3 separate regions of the Homo sapiens genome follow, and regions 1 and 3 are each linked to region 2. The links are chromatin contacts, found by Hi-C in ENCODE. All regions are on one chromosome and are shown on one strand. The core of a region is the stretch at or near the end of the contact, and the rest is flanking DNA. Distances in the headings are between cores, read along the strand shown.

Evidence for each region. A loop is a pair of places that touch in the nucleus more often than their neighbours do. Pooled maps may share reads with other maps.
Region 1: a pooled map shows a loop between it and region 2 (14-fold over the local background). The contact joins the promoter of ONECUT2 here to the promoter of TCF4 in region 2. A Hi-C loop is called at or near these places in 2 of 37 single-sample maps with no recorded cell type and 9 of 50 pooled maps.
Region 3: a loop to region 2 is called in a map of OCI-LY7, with 6 times the contacts of the local background. The contact joins the promoter of STARD6 here to the promoter of TCF4 in region 2. A Hi-C loop is called at or near these places in 3 of 168 maps with a recorded cell type or tissue (OCI-LY7 and naive thymus-derived CD4-positive, alpha-beta T cell) and 9 of 50 pooled maps.

What each region holds. Positions count from the first base shown.
Region 1 is chr18:57,433,832-57,436,747 of GRCh38, forward strand. ONECUT2 (one cut homeobox 2) reads left to right here and starts at 1,543. Exons shown (of 2, transcript NM_004852.3): 1 at 1,543-2,916. The coding sequence starts at 1,886. RefSeq lists enhancers at 269-849, 850-1,429 and a silencer at 1,423-1,472.
Region 2 is chr18:55,586,755-55,589,520 of GRCh38, forward strand. It overlaps TCF4 (transcription factor 4), which reads right to left and starts at 1,438. Exons shown (of 20, transcript NM_001083962.2): 1 at 1,284-1,438; 2 at 291-382. The coding sequence starts at 362.
Region 3 is chr18:54,356,583-54,359,282 of GRCh38, forward strand. It overlaps STARD6 (StAR related lipid transfer domain containing 6), which reads right to left and starts at 1,276. Exons shown (of 8, transcript NM_139171.2): 1 at 1,210-1,276. It overlaps C18orf54 (chromosome 18 open reading frame 54), which reads left to right and starts at 1,324. Exons shown (of 9, transcript NM_001288980.2): 1 at 1,324-1,493; 2 at 2,192-2,288. RefSeq lists enhancers at 1,828-2,339, 1,841-1,910.

The sequences.
Region 1 (2,916 bases), core at 293-2,792, 1.8 Mb after region 2:
TGTTTTCTTATCAAGTTTTCTCTAACAGCTGGAAGTGGTTGAAGGGGGCTGTCTTAAGGAGACCCCCTGCTCTTCTTTTGACAGCTGATCAAAAGAAAATAGGTCACGCTTCTCAAACTTATGTCCACCCTGTCCTTAATTACTGTCTCTTTAAACAAAGGCAACATCTGCGCAACCTCAGCTAGCTTGAATCTTCGGAGGCAAACAGAGCGCAACCTGCTTTGGAAGAATCTTGTTACGTTTAAGGCTTTATGCCGGGTGTTGGCCTCTCTGTCTTCAACTACCCCTCCACCCCGACTCGGACTGCAGAAATCTCCAACTCTCTGTCCCCCAGTTCCACTCCCACCTCCAGACCTGGGGTTGCCAAACAACGGAAATTCTAGGAAGACGTAGGTGCGGTTTTTAAAGCCTTGGCTTGTGAGCGTTCTCAGGCTGGCCGGGGCGCTGGTCTTTTCAGAAACAAGGTTTGAATATGCAGGTGTCAGCCAGGATTCCTTGTCGTCTGCCCACCGCCGTTTCTCTCCCGGGATTTGAGAGAAGCGGGAGTGTGTGTGTGTGTGTGTGTGTGTGTGTGTGCGCGTGTGTGTGTCTCGTGTTAGGAGAAAGGTCCGTGGTTGCCGTCTCAGCTGGTTTGCTTACTCTCTGCCCCCAGGAGAAGTTTGCTCACTTGGGACACCAGCGACCCTCCTCACCTCCACCTCACCGGTTCTACACTCTCCCCACTTCTTTCCAAGTCGCTGATGCAGAAAGCACTTGGTCACCTTGAAACGGCAGCTCCCGGAATTCTAGTTTTGTTTTGCAATCTAGCAGGGCTCTTCGGAAGCCTCATAACTGAGATTTATGGGCTCACCGGGTAATTAAATGATGTTATTGTGTTAACTTTGCATGCATTACTGCTGCCCGCGCCGCCCGTGGGCCGCCGGCCGGCCGCAGCTCGCTGGCGACGAGGGCACTACAGTTGCTCTGACCGCGTAGATTATGCATGTCCCGGCCTCGGGAATTTACCATGCATTAGAATACATTAGCGCCTGCATTTTAAAAGGCTAAACTATTGGCTCCCAGCTAGGGACTCTCGGTAAGTGGCTTGTTAGTGACGAGTGTTTGTCTATACTGGCACATAGCGGAGTCTTTTGCTCCCGGCTTACTCGCCTCCAGGAAAGCTTTGGGGTGAGGCGAAGGCGATTGAAGCAATGCCCCTTCCCCCAGATCGCAGCTGCTCAGGGGGGACACAGCACGGCATCTTTCACCGAATCTCTCTCGCTCGCTCGCACTCCAGCCTCCCTCTCCCCAGCGACCCCCCCACCTTCTCCTCCCTCCCTCTCCTTGACGTTTGATTCCAGTAGCAAAGGAGGTAAAAAAGGCACCGAGCCGTCAGCCAAACCTGAAAAGTGCGGCCCCGCCCCCTCCACAGCCACTGGTAGCTTCCCGTGGAAGGCCCGCCTCCCGGGGCAGCTGCGGCCTCGGAGTGGTTGCGCTTGGCGCCCGTCGGGCGTGGCCCCGCCCCAGGTCCGGGAGGGTAGGTTGGCTGCCCCGGCGAGCGGCAGAGCCCTTCTGGACAGCTCCCGCTCACCCAAACAGAAGACGTCGGCGCCGGAGCGGGCTCGGACATGGCGAGGCTGCGAGCCGGCCCGAGCGGCGGGGCCCGGTGATCCCTCCCTCCCTCCCCGTCCCCTCCCCTCTCCCGCACGCACGCCCCGTCCGCCCCCACCCCGCCCCCACCCCGGGCGAGCCCGCCCGCAGCCCGGGGCGCACACCCGCACGCGCACTCCTCTCCACTCACTCCCGCGCCCGCCCCCACTCCCGCAGCCGAGCCCCGCCACGCGCGCCTTGCCCGCCCGCCGGCCGCCCCCGCCGCCCCCGCCGCCCCCGGGCCCTGATGGACTGAATGAAGGCTGCCTACACCGCCTATCGATGCCTCACCAAAGACCTAGAAGGCTGCGCCATGAACCCGGAGCTGACAATGGAAAGTCTGGGCACTTTGCACGGGCCGGCCGGCGGCGGCAGTGGCGGGGGCGGCGGCGGGGGCGGCGGGGGCGGCGGCGGGGGCCCGGGCCATGAGCAGGAGCTGCTGGCCAGCCCCAGCCCCCACCACGCGGGCCGCGGCGCCGCTGGCTCGCTGCGGGGCCCTCCGCCGCCTCCAACCGCGCACCAGGAGCTGGGCACGGCGGCAGCGGCGGCAGCGGCGGCGTCGCGCTCGGCCATGGTCACCAGCATGGCCTCGATCCTGGACGGCGGCGACTACCGGCCCGAGCTCTCCATCCCGCTGCACCACGCCATGAGCATGTCCTGCGACTCGTCTCCGCCTGGCATGGGCATGAGCAACACCTACACCACGCTGACACCGCTCCAGCCGCTGCCACCCATCTCCACCGTGTCTGACAAGTTCCACCACCCTCACCCGCACCACCATCCGCACCACCACCACCACCACCACCACCAGCGCCTGTCCGGCAACGTCAGCGGCAGCTTCACCCTCATGCGCGACGAGCGCGGGCTCCCGGCCATGAACAACCTCTACAGTCCCTACAAGGAGATGCCCGGCATGAGCCAGAGCCTGTCCCCGCTGGCCGCCACGCCGCTGGGCAACGGGCTAGGCGGCCTCCACAACGCGCAGCAGAGTCTGCCCAACTACGGTCCGCCGGGCCACGACAAAATGCTCAGCCCCAACTTCGACGCGCACCACACTGCCATGCTGACCCGCGGTGAGCAACACCTGTCCCGCGGCCTGGGCACCCCACCTGCGGCCATGATGTCGCACCTGAACGGCCTGCACCACCCGGGCCACACTCAGTCTCACGGGCCGGTGCTGGCACCCAGTCGCGAGCGGCCACCCTCGTCCTCATCGGGCTCGCAGGTGGCCACGTCGGGCCAGCTGGAAGAAATCAACACCAAAGAGGTGGCCCAGCGCATCACAGC
Region 2 (2,766 bases), core at 188-2,687:
GTGTCTATTTTTGCTTTCCACTGGGGTGAGATTCCATTATTTGGGGTAATCAGTGGGTAGGGAATTGAAGGCCAGTAATAAAACTCAAAAAAAAAAAAAAGCCTGAATCTTCCATCACACCACAAAATTATAGTTAAAAACTTGTCAAAAAGACCTTCATATTTACCAAGGATTCAGCCAATTAAAAATTATTACTGTCCTTTAGATTCCTACTGGTTTCTAGCTGAAGTGTTTGGGTTTTTGTTTTGTTTTTTTCACAGCTGTTGTTAGTTTCCACCGTTCTTTCTTACCGCACTGAAATCCAGTAAATCACTCAGCTCTTTGTCCGTCCCTAAGGCAGCCATTCGCTGTTGGTGATGCATTTTAGCAAAATCACACAAACCTAGAAACATGGAAATAACCGCAATCAGAAAATCCAGTCCCAATCCTTGGAGAAAACACAATCGGATTTTTGGAGACTGGGGGGTTGGGGGTGGGGACGTGGGGGCGGGTGGGATTAAGGTGGAAAGGAGGAAGGGATGGGAGACTTGTTGTTGGGTTGGGTTTGGTTTTGTTTTTTTAAGATGGAATAGGCAGCAATAGCAAAAAAAAAAAAAAAAAAAAAAAAAAAAAAAAAAAAAGCGATATTGTATTTCCAAAGAGACGATCAAACTGGTAACATCCACTATAAAACCAAATCAGGGAAAGAAAAAAAAAAAGCCGCTCTTCAGCGCATCATTTTATGCAACAGGAGGTAGAGCGAGAAATGAATGGATCACAGAGAAAAGAGAAACTACTGAGAACGATCCGATCTCAACTTTCCCCCCACCCTGCACCCCACCCCCCTCGCACACTCACACTCGCACACGCACACACACTCGCACACACCACTCCCCTCCGCTTTTCAAAGTAGCTATCAAGAAATTAAAGATGAGCGTCTCTGGAGTGAAAACACGTCCAAAGGGGGAGGGGTGGGGTGACAGGGTTGGGGGGAGCGGAGTGGAGGGTCGGGTCCTCTAATTGTCCAGCACCCTAATTTGTGAAAGAAAGGGGTTATAAAAATTAAAGTCAGGCCCCTGGCAAAGTCCTCGGTCCCTCCGAGGGGGCATCAAGGGGAGGGGCGGGGGGGCTGGCGGCGAGGGGGAGGGAAGCGGCGGGAGGGGAAGGGGTGTCTCTTCTGGGAGCGCCGGGCGCCGGGAGCCCGCGGCGCGGGAGGCGCGGAGCCGCGTGCGGGGCCGCCGAGCCCGAACCCCGCGCCGCCGGGCGCCTCCGCCCCGCCGAGCCCCGCAGGCGCCGGTACCTACCGCCCGCGCGCGAGAAGGGGCTCTCCGTGCACCGCCGGCGCCGAGGCGGCGTTCATGTCTAACCGCCGCCGCCACCGCCGCCGCCTGCTCCTGCGCCCGCTCCCGCGCCTGCTGCCTCCCCGCCGCCGCCGCCGCCGCCGCCACTACAGATCCGCAGACACACAGCCAAGATCCCTGACTCTTAACACCAACTCTCTTCTCCGGGGAGGGGAGGGGACGGAGGGAAGGGGGGAGGGGGAAACACGCCGAGGCGCACGGAATTGCAAGTTCAGCAAAGAAATGGGTGGGGGGGCTCCGGCGGGGAGACGCGACTTGCTCCGGGTCGGGCAGGCTAGGATGCATCCCCCTCGCACCCACCCCGAGGGGAAAAAAAAAAAATCTCAACACCTCCCCCGCCTCGCCAAAAAATACAAACGAAAATTCATCGAGCACCTCATTTTTCCTCAGATCGTCAGTTACAATCTGAAGCCTGAACAGTTCAGTTTTTGCCCGTTGCATCCCTCGGAGGCACTTTGAAATTTATTCGAGTTTACATCCCCTCACTTCTTTCTTTCTCTTACTCTCGTTCCCTCTCACTCACACATCCACACACGGCAAAGCAAGTTTATACTAGGCTGCAAATACACGTGATGCAAAAAGACTTTGCCAAGAGGAACAATATTTTTCTTTTTCGTCTATAAATCAAGCCACATTTTCCTGGGGAGATTTTCGTTTCGGTAGTTTTGCGTTGGGGGCGAAATCTGAATTGCATACTTTCTTTCCCCTCCCTTTTAAGTCACAGAATAGTATAACTGCAAACTTCGAAAAAAAAAAAGGGCAATTTTTGGGGGTGGATGTTGTTTTGTTTTTGCACTTGAGTTCCTAGGCACGCTAAGTCCCTGTTCGCCAGCACTGTAAGTTTTTAATTCAACATTTACCATTATAGGCCCTGCATGCTCTTAAAACATACTTTTTCACATCACTTTTTAGGATAAAATTTAAGCTTCATAATTCTATCGTTTCGTAATAACAAGCGTGCTTTATCCGGTATATGCAACATAAGCTATTTTAACGTGTGTTTGAAAAAAAAAACACACATTCTACAAATCCTGGTATTGCTAGATGTGCGAGTACATACACAAAATGCATGCACACACTTTTTCCCATTGGCAATTATTTAATAGGTTGTCCCTTTTGTTTTAATAAAACATCGGGATCGACATTTTAAAAATTAAATTCAATTACAAACAGTTTACTCTGACGGCAAATTGAAACGTTACCTTAAATGGCCACAAATATTCTCACAATATTCCAAGGAAAGAGACTTTAAAAAGAGAGACAAAAATCTTCTGCAAGTACTTAGTATCTCACATGTGTATCCCCAAAAAGTATTTTAACTGGTACTCAGTCCTGCTCCAGGGATATCCACAGATTACAAGATTATGCACCTGGCTCTGGTTTTTGCATTTTCCACCATAAAACTGCAACAAAATTCCCTCCCCCA
Region 3 (2,700 bases), core at 26-2,525, 1.2 Mb before region 2:
CCAAGATGAAAGAAAAATATAGTACAAAAAACTTTAAAAGATACTGTTTATAAAAAGAATCTTTAAGAAACTATTTTAAAGGAACTCAGTTTAAAAAGACACTTAGGTGGAACGTGGATACAAAAATTTAAGTTTTTAAGCTTACGTCACTAACAATTAACAAGGATTGTTAATCCCCGACCAGGGCTCGTCTTAGCATATAAAACACCGTTCTTGATTTCCTATTGGAAACCTACTTGATATTAATTGATCTAGAGACTTTGAAGATTATTGGGACATACCACTAGCAGGGTATGTCTTATTTTCAAATCACCAACTATTACTGCCACAATAGACCTGTGTTTAACCACTAAACTGAACGTTATAGCTTCCGGACTTTTTCATTTGCTAAGAGAAAAGGGAAGGTAAAATTTAGTAGGCTACAAAGGGTAAAAAGAAGAAAGTGCAAACAGTAAGACTACAATTGTATTACATGGTGGTGGAACGTCGGATGAGCTGGAACATATTCAGATGGACTCATGGTCAAGGATATCTTCACTCATAGGGTCAGTGGAAAATAAACATAAACCAACATTGGGATGGCCTCTTTTTTTGATACACCAATTGGTTGAAACTGGATTCCTTCCAGACTTACAGACAGGTTCACACATGTTAGTGAGTCTTTACATCTGTTTGTACAATGACCCTCTTTCTGAGCTGCCTGACTGGGTCCCCAATCCGTGCGGGGTCACTGCCATTCTTCCCTGGGAATCAAGGCTTCCTAGGAGTTTGTTAAATCCCATCCCTGGCTAAACTCGGGTCTCCAATCTCCCATCTGCTTTGTGTGTGAGAGGCTCCGGGGTGTGAGAGGAAAGGCACTGAAGAGGGAGTGAAAGAAGTGGTGAGGGGGGACTGCCTACTAGCTGAGACGATATCTTATTTTTGGCGGGGGATGCTCTGGAAGCGGGGAGGCTGAACTCACTTGGAAAAACTGGAGCTGTGGGGCAGACTCTCAGCGACCGGAACGACAGCCGCCAGCGCCCTTAAGTCTCCCTCCCCACCCAGTCCCCTCCCGCAGACCCCGGGGCCGGCTGAAGGGAGATCAGCAAGTCCCCGCGCAAACTGGCCGAGAATAGCTGTGACGGAGGTTGGAAGGGCGTGGGGGGCAGCGACTTGGATGCAGCCCACATCCCCCCATTCCCAGCCCCAGAAAGGAGGGAGAAACAGCACCTTCCAGCAGGGGTCGCGACCTAACGCTCAACAGCATCCTCTCTTCTCCGGCCGCTCCCTCATCTCCGCTCGCGCCCGGCGCCCCACTGCCGCGCATGCGCACCGCAGGCCGGCGCCATGTTGGGGCGGTTTGAAAGCGAGCGCGGGTGTCGAGCTCTGCTGTGACTGCGGAGGAAGCTGCGAGTGAGCCGAGCCTGAGGCGGGGCGGTGTCCGGGTTGGGGATGCTTTGTGGTGTCTCGCGTTGGGTAACAGGCCTGAGCTTTCGGCGGAGAGCTGTGGAAGTGTGCGGTTTTTGTTTTTGTTTTCCTTTATTTTTATTTTGGGGCCTTAGGGGTGAGTTAGGACGGAAAGGAGGGTGTCTTTTCGAGGGTTGTCCCATCCTGTGACAGCCGAGAAAAGGCGAAAGGAGAGTGGCGAGGAAAGAGGAGGAGACGTCTCCTGAGGGAGGGCGCTTGTGGAGTCTCTGTGGAAGGAAGAACACTGTAGGGGGAGTGCCCCCTGGGCGAGGGAGGGTCGCGGGACGCGGCGGAGGGGGCTCACACGGGCGTCTGCGGACCTGAGGCGGCGACAGGAAGGGGCTTGCGCTCTGGGGCTGTCGCTTCGGAACACTTCTCCTTCAGTCCATTGCTGCGCTCGCCCTGGCTGCTGAATAAATGGTTTCGGAGTGAAAAGCATCTCACTGAAGAACTTGTCTGTGTCTGTGACTGACGGGCGGTGGAACACCAAAGGGAGGGTGTCGCCTGATTGGGACTGGAAAAATTGGAATTCAGGGCGCCCGGGGTAGGGGAACGATGCGCACTGCTGGAGACGGGCGACCTTCGCTGGCCGGTCGGTGGGTTCCTGGTTTTCTGCTGCCGAGTAAACAAACGTTCCCTTTCCTAACTTAGCAGTCACAGAGCTATTTCCAAGAGTTGTTCTTAATTTCCTGTGCGATATTCCCATTGGCTATTTAACACTGAACATTCTGTTTTTGAATCAAAGTTAGTTAAAATTTGTTGTCAATAAGTTTAACATTCTGTTCTTCCGCGTGATGGATTTTCTTTTGGAGATTCGAACTGAAGCCTGTACGGAGGAAATGGTAAGATATATGGGATTTGCATGAGATATGTGGGGTTCAAAATAATCCTGTGGCTGAAGTGGGGAGAAGTGGGTGGGTCCCTACCCACTTTAGCTACAATTGGGGTCTGTTCAGCGATTGTTGGAAGCAGGATGATGAGTACATAGGGGTTTATTGAACGATTCTACTTTTGTATACTCTTTTGGGGAAAAGTTGGAAAACTTTTCATAATGAAACTTAAATTGTGCATTTTCTTTTTGTCTGTCCTGTGAGTTGAAATAACTAGTAAATGTTATCACCCACTTACGGAGACCAATACAACAGCTTTCTCTTTCAAGGTTTTGTAAAATAAAATCAGTAGCCTGTTCGGCATTCAAAGACAGAAAACATTTGGTCAGGCTTATCCAAACAAATTTACTTGAGTGAGTTTAAA